Linked DNA regions of Mus musculus: all the other regions are linked to region 3. The links are chromatin loops, found by intact Hi-C in ENCODE. Cell type or tissue: gastrocnemius. All regions are shown on one strand. Region 1 holds the start of Sgms2 (sphingomyelin synthase 2). Region 2 has its middle 1.5 kb from the start of Gm36863. Region 3 overlaps Sgms2 (sphingomyelin synthase 2).

What was found. A loop is a pair of places that touch in the nucleus more often than their neighbours do. Peaks named below come from ENCODE experiments on the same cell type or tissue, not always from the same donor. Only the 100,000 strongest peaks of a DNase experiment are listed, where the experiment ranks them.
Region 1: it touches region 3 in a loop (2.1-fold over the local background); 2 of 42 quality-filtered maps call a loop at or near these places.
Region 2: it touches region 3 in a loop (1.9-fold over the local background); 2 of 42 quality-filtered maps call a loop at or near these places.

The regions. Positions count from the first base shown.
Region 1 is chr3:131,488,411-131,490,910 of GRCm38, forward strand. It overlaps Sgms2 (sphingomyelin synthase 2), which reads right to left and starts at 1,820. Exons shown (of 6, transcript NM_001379585.1): 1 at 1,680-1,820. Gm36753 (a long non-coding RNA gene) reads left to right here and starts at 2,106. Exons shown (of 5, transcript XR_003954556.1): 1 at 2,106-2,500. In gastrocnemius, no CTCF peak of the experiment used is centred here; DNase peaks (open chromatin) are centred at 1,560 and 2,028; H3K4me3 peaks cover 1,823 bases; H3K27ac peaks cover 1,797 bases.
Region 2 is chr3:131,506,402-131,508,901 of GRCm38, forward strand. No RefSeq gene overlaps it. Among named protein-coding and RNA genes, the nearest start is that of Gm36863, 1.5 kb to the right of the region's middle. In gastrocnemius, no CTCF peak of the experiment used is centred here; no DNase peak of the experiment used is centred here.
Region 3 is chr3:131,346,759-131,349,258 of GRCm38, forward strand. The region is part of intron 1 of Sgms2 (sphingomyelin synthase 2); the gene reads right to left. Among named protein-coding and RNA genes, the nearest start is that of Cyp2u1, 45 kb to the left of the region's middle. In gastrocnemius, a CTCF peak has its summit at 1,230 (motif pointing right); a DNase peak (open chromatin) is centred at 1,233.

The DNA of each region.
Region 1 (2,500 bases), 140 kb after region 3:
GACAGCCAGGGCTACACAGAGAAGCACTGTCTCGAAAAACAAAACAAAACAAAACAACAACAAAAAAATTGCACGGACAGGAGAGCTAACGCAGGACTTGGTTATTACCTTGGGTCCCCTACATCCCCACAGCCACTGCCTGCTCTCCACACTACCACCGCTGTAGATATGAGACCACGTGCTTCTGGTCCTTCCTAATACCTCCTAGGACTTTCACCAAGCTCTGGGAAAAAGAAACTCGGGGTGAACAACCTAGAGGTGTTGCTGAGTTTTTCTAAAGGTTCAGAAGTCAACCAGTTTGACTTACAAATGAAACGAACAGTAAATTAAATATTAACTTGCTTTTAAAAAACAACTCCTTTACTTAGGAGATCGCTATGAAACACGACTCTATCAGTGGACCAAGGAATATGGTCTATAAAAACAAAAACAAAAATGAACTTTGCTTGCTTCTAGGAAAGGAGAGGAGAGGAGAGGAGAGGAGAGGAGAGGAGAGGAGAGGAGAGGAGAGGAGAGGAGAGGAGAGGAGAGGAGAGGAAGAAATGGTAAAGAGTTCGCTACAAATACCTTCTGCAGAGTCCAGGCCTCTCATTCTCTGTGTGTCCAGCTGCTTTGATGTCTCTTAAACATTTAGTAGCTCCCAGGACAGAGGGTGGGGACAAAACCTTCTTAGGTATCCACCTGCAACGTTTAACTTCCTGGAAACCTCCCTTCCCACTCTAAGGGAGTAGACAACAATATTTCACGTGCTAACCTGGGCCCGCCAGATCTGTCAGAAGGAAGCTGGCATTTACCTAAGCCAACTGGAACTTGCTATTATTTACAGGTCAAGAGTTAAAATTTATTGAAGTTTGCTTTGATGAAAGAGGTTTACGTTCAGACTTTTGTACTTTCCAGCCTTAATTACTAACCTCATTAATCCTTACTTAATCGTTGCTATTGTCTAAGGTAGTCCTAATGCCATTTTTACCTGTTCGGGATGGTTAACATAACCGAGGTGAAACCAAAGAACTGAACAGTTAAAGGATTCAAAGTTCACGCGAACACACTGACAAAAAGAGTTGAGCCTCTTCAGTATTTCAAACACATGTCAAAATAATTTAAGGTCATTTTAGAAATAAGCAAGTCTTGGAAATAGAGGAACGGCGGATTAATAAAAGATTACAGGATATAGCATTTGAACTATTTGCTTCTGAGACAGAACGATCACCGGACCCACAGATTGTGACGGGGTAAGGTCCACTCCCACCTCTCTGTGCTGACAAATCGAATCTCCCTTCCTTAAGGGGCGCGGGTCTGAACGCCAAAGGTCCTGTTGGGCAGCCTGGAGCTGGTCTTGTGCACAGCTTGTCAGCGTGTGGCAGCCTCTCCTCCACCACTCGAACTTCAACCCTGACCCCCCAGAGCGGCACTGCACAATCTACGGTTTAACCTGTGCCATTTCAACACCATCACCAAGTATCCGAAAATGGGTCGCAAATGAATGAGCAGCAGGCTGGGAGGAGAGACAGCCACCAGCTGACCCCCAGCAGATGAAAACTGAGCAAGGATGCCCGGGGCGGGGCGGCCTGTGGGGAGGCGGTGGCGACCAGAGCCACGTCCCCCACTGGAGCCACGTCCCCGCGCGCTCCGCAGGACGCGCAGCCCGCAGCCCATCCTCCTCCCGGCCCGGCGCTCACCGCTCGCAGCCGGTGCTCGCACGCCGGGGGCGCTCGCTGGGCGCAGAGGACCCGGGGGACCGGGCCCGAGAGCTGCAAACTTTGCGCGGGTCTCGCCCGCATAGGTAGCCGCTCCGCCCCAGGCCGCAGTCCGGGCGCCGCAGCGGGCCGGGCTCCGGGCGGCTCCGGCGGCGCCGAGGGCGGGGTCTCCGGCCGGCGGAGCCCGGGGCAGCGCGCAGCTCTGTTTACCGCGGGCCCGCCCTCCTCCCCAGCCCGCGCCCTGACATCATTCATTCTCGCACTCTCGCCAGCCCTCTCCTGCTCCCAGCCGTGACTCACCCCGGGCCCGAGGCTCCCGCGGGCTCCCGCGACTCCCGGCGACCGAGTCTCTCCGGACGCCTAGCCGAGCTCGAAAAACCGGTGCGACTTCTTCGGGGAGGCGATCCCAGCTGGCCGACCGACCCTCCCTCCCCTCTGCGGCCCTACAAGATGCGGCGAAGGAGGGGCTTGGCAGGCAGCACGAGGTGGCTCCCGGCCGCAGGCTGAGCGCAGAGCCGGGCAGACCTCCCTGAACGCGGGCGGGGATCAATCTGGGAAAGTTCTCTAGGTGCCGCTCCCAGCAACTTTCAGGGGTGGGGCAGGGAAGGGATAAGCCACCTCCGCACCTCCTCGGGTTTCGGAAACTGCTTCCTAATAACGACGTGTGCGGGCCAGGGGCACCCGCTGACTCAAGGGGTGGTGCCCCGCCTAGGTCGAGGGGGTAGGTTTCCAAACATCACAAGACCGCTTGGCGAGGTTAGTCACCACGGGCCTGGTGGCACCTCTAGGTGAGCTGGAAGGGT
Region 2 (2,500 bases), 160 kb after region 3:
ACTCCTTTAAACCACATCACACTGTTTCCTTATATTCTCAAGTGTTGGGGGTTAGGACTTCAACATATCACTATGAGGAAAACATAGTCCAACTCATAGCATCCTGGAAACGAATCCTCTGAATTTAAGGGCAAGGGGACTAAAGACAAGCAATAGCTTCCCCTCAGCCAGCACATCATTTTTACTTTCTTGGGAGGAGACACAGAGGCCAAGAGTGGCCAGACAGACGATTTCTAGTGCTTTCTTTTCTCCAAGGGTTGGAATTTACAGATAACCCAAGCTCCCTCTTGAAGATGAGGAGGTAGAAATAGACTGCCCCATTCCCAAAACATCAAGCAGTGGTGGCTGTGGGGCCAATTAGCTCTTTGGAGATACTCGAGGTCCTGCCTTAAAATGTTGTCTCTCCTGGGTCCAAATGTGCACCTGTGTGCACTGATAAACCTGGTTACCTAGACGCCAGGAACTAGAGTGCTCCTTGGTGCACATGGGGCCACCTCCAATTGGCCATGCCCTTGGGAGCTGGTCGTTTCAGGCCTGAGCTTTGTTGTTGCCAAGTGTTCTCACTGGTCTTAGAAATAGCAGTTAGCAACTAACGTGCAATGTGTACTTAGATTTTCAATTAAGATTTGGGAGAGAAGAGTGAATGTCCAGTATTGGGGAAAATGGAGTTGTACTTGGAACAGGGGTCATTGTCTTAAACAGCAGTGGAGGAGGCTGGGCTCAGTTGGTAAGGTGCTTATCACACAAACATGGGACCTGCGCTCAGATCCCCAGAACCGATGGATAAAGCGGGACACAGAAACACACACTTGTAATCTCAGAGCTGGGGGCTTGCTGTTACAGCAGCCTCGCCTACTCGGTGAGAGACCAGGTATCAAAGGACGTGAATGGCATTCCTGAGGATAACACATGAGGTTGTCTTTTGGATTCCACATACACAATTACACACACACACACACACACAGACACACACACACACACTTAAAAACAACAATGGAGCCTGGAGTGTAGAGCACTGTCTCCTCTCGTAGAGGATCCAGGTTCAATTCCCAGCCCATATATGACCATCTATAACTCCAGTGAAGAAATCCCATGCCCTCTTCTGGCCTCCACAGACACCAGGCACGCCTGTGTTGCACAGACATTCATTCACTCAGGGAAAACATATACAATATATAGTATATGTGTAATATGTAATGTGTAATATATAATATATAAAACATATTATATATAATAAAATATGTTATAAAAATAAATAAAACATAAAAAACAATAAAAAGGAAAGAAGCATCGCTGAGCAGACCAAGCAAGCCCGACATCTTTGCTTATAGAGAAAAGCGAACAGTGGCTGAACGTTTACATGCCCTCAATCAACGAGAGCTTTGGGTTGGAGACTGTCTCTAGAGTATGCAGTTCTCAAACACAAGTAGAGAGAAGAGCCTCTGATGAAGGACCTTCATTTGAAAAGGAAACCAGAGACTGCCACTCGGGACATACATACACTGGCTTGGCGAATGAGCATCAGGCCAAGGCTTCACCAGGACAGAGAAATCTCGGCAAACTGTTGTAGGGGGCTGGCAAGCTCTGACCCGCAAATACAGCAGTGTCTGTGTGAAGCCTTAAGATCACAGTTGGCCGTTCCCTGACAGTTGTTAAGAAGAAAACATACAGTCTTAAAGATAAAGCAGGCTCCAGTAGTTCCTGGAACAATCGCTTGTTACCCAGGAACATTTTTTTCCCCCTATGACCTCTTGGCTCTGTTTTTGATGGGTATGACAAGAATAATTTGTATGCACAGTTTCCACACTGGTAACCACAGGGCTCTATGACCTTCTTTGTGGGAAGGGAAGGAAGCTGCCTCTCCCTCTTTGTCCTGAGAGCAGATTGGTTTAGTCCCCTAGCACTTTGCACTTTGGGAATCATGACCCTCTACCACACATCCTGTTATCCCAGCTTATAAACCCTTCCAGGACATGAACTGGTCCACTGGCTCCTTTATTGTTTAGTTTTCTGCCCAGGACTTCCTGGGTGAGTTTTCTAAGTAGATGATTAATACTCTTACCGAAGAGTTGATTCACAACTTTCCTGATACAGTTCAGTCTTCAACTGTACTATAATTGCTTCGTTTTTGTGTTTTATGTACTTTGTTTTATATATTATAAATTTTTATGTACTATAATTGCCTCAAACACAGAAAGAAAAATACCCTGGCCAATCATCATATTCAGAGATGTGACACTATATGGCCGGTCTTTCTTTTTTTCTTTCCCTTCCCTTCCCTTCCCTTCCCTTCCCTTCCCTTCCCTTCCCTTCCCTTCCCTTCCCTTCCCTTCCCTTCCCTTCCCTTCCCTTCCCTTCCCTTCCCTCCCCTTCCCTTCCCTTCCCTTCTGTTTCCTTTCCTTTCTCTCTCTCTCTTTCTCTCTTCCTTCCCTTCCTTTCTTTCTTCCTTTCTTTCTCCCTTCCTTTCTCTCTTTCCTTCCTTCTTTCTTTCTTTCTTTCT
Region 3 (2,500 bases):
AGGAAAAAGAAAATTCCTTATAGGCTTGCCTATGGCCAATATGAGGGAGGCATTTTCTAACTGAGGGTGGCTCCTTTCACGTGACTTTAGCATGTGTCAAGCTGGCATCAAGCTATCCAGCACACCAAGGCAAGTGAGCAACGGAGACGTTAATGAAAGGCACAAACCATGTACACGTGAAAGCAGACTTCTCACGCACACATCAGCCAACCGGAAGATCTATTTACAAATTAAATGCACATGCATGTTTTATGACACACCCTATAAAATAATCAGCTTTGAAAACCTAATATAAATATGCTTATTACCTGACCTCAAGCTACTGGATTTGTACCCCACGTCAAAGGACAAAACTGTCCTCAAAATCTCATAATTAAGAGACAATATTTGGAATTGATATGAAGAGAACAGCACTGATCAGAAAAGAAAAGAAAGACCAACCACCCCTGAAGGAAGGAGGCGACGATGGTAGGTATGCAGGTAAGGGTTTGATACTGTCTGGTAGGTATGCAGGTAAGGGTTTGATGCTGTCGTATTCATACACCATTTAGTCATTCCATTTTAACAATCCCAGTAGGCTTTCTCCATACTCTGAAGAGTTCTGAAATAGGAATTTAAAATTGGCAATGGCATAGGTCCGTGCTGTTGTACCACACGAAGCGACTGCCATTTCACACTTTCACTGATTCCTATGTTGAGGGTTTAGCGTACACAGTGCCCCTGCCTCCCAGTGAAATAAGAAGCATACAAAGTATTATTTTCAATATCCACTTATAAGAAAAGTTTGCAAATAGCTAAATCGTGAACATACGGGACAAATCCACAGAATTGTGGATTCCCTCACTGTCAAAAAAAAAATACTGTGTGGTGAGATGGTTGGATAGGTTGACTCCTCCTAATCTGAAAAACTCTGAAATATTGAAAACACTCTAAATAATCTTGAGCATTCTCATGACTCCATAACTCTCATGGTTCAATGCACAGACATTTGGTTCCTGTATAAAACTATTAAAATACTGTATAAAATCACCCCCAGTTGCATATGTAAGGTACATAGAAGAGTAAATAAATTTAGAGTTAGGCTGGGATTCCACCTCTGAGAAACATCATCATGTATATACTAATGTTCCAAAATAAAAAAAAAAAAATACCCAATCCAAAGCATTAAAAAAAAAAAAAATTGCTTTGATTAATGTGTATGCTACATGTGTGCAGGTGCCTAGAGAGGCCACAAGAGGGCGACAGATCCCCTGCAGCTGCAGTTAACAAGCCGTTGTGACTGGCTTAATGTCAGTTGTCTTAAAGGCAGCAAGCATCCTTAAAGGCAGGGCTGACCTCTCTCTCTCTCTCCACCCTTATGGCCTCCCCCCCACCCCCACTAGAAACCTTTCTGATCCTAGGCTTAGGATAAGGGAGGGCAAACGTGTTTAATAACTGTAAGCTTACCAAAGAGATACATAATTACTAAACTAGTACAGCATATAGCTAAGTGGGAATTCAACCTAGACAGACAGTAGAGCATCAGCAATTCCTAGCAGGGGGTATACAATAAACAAATTGGGAAAGGGGGCATGGGATACAGAGTCGGGTGGCAAGCTAAGGTAGGACTTTGGAAGGCCACCCACTCCCAAGGGCCTCCTTCAGCAGGACTGATGGGAAGCTGGGTAAACACATTTGTAGAGGCGATGTGGCATAAAGTCCAAGGTCGAGAAAGGCTCTGTTTATTAGACCTGTAAATCTGCCCTGCCATACATGTGATGCCTTTATGATAAGGCATATTAACTGTGTAAATACAGCTTTAAAAAATCTTATCTAGGTTTATGTGTGAGCTTTAATGTTTAAAAGAATTTAAATGTATTAAAGATAGATGCTAAACCTCCATCAGAGAAAACCTGATCCTACAGAAAACTGAAATTACAAACAAGCACATGTTCATACCGAGCTCTATGGTGCAGGAGACTCTACAGTTTAAGCTTAGATCTTAAGGAAATGAAACAAAGAACCTACTGAGGTTTCAATAGCCCCAAAACTTTGTCAAACCTGACCAAGGAAAACTCATTAGTCACCAGAAAGCCATTACAGAAGCAGGCATTGTTAAATAGCTAGAAAATGCAACCGATTCAAGCAAAGCTTACTTGCGTGTCAGGTACTTTGTTGGTGTCTGTTTTAACCACTCACAACTACCCTAGGAAATATTGTAAGCTCAATTTAAAAAAAGAAAAAAGAAAAGAGAAAAAAGAAAAGAGGCAAAGCGAGTTGCCCAAGGTCAGAAAGGAAACAGCAAATCTTAAACCTGATGGAGGTTTAGCATCTATCTTTAATAGATTAAATTCTTTTAAACACTAAAGCACACACATAAACTTAGATATATTTTTAAAGCTGTATTTACCCAGTTAATAAACCTTATCATGAAGGCGTCACATGCATGGACGGGCAGATTTATGCCAGGACTCTGACCTCAGGAGGTTTCCTTTCTTACGGCACACGACTGACTCCAGGG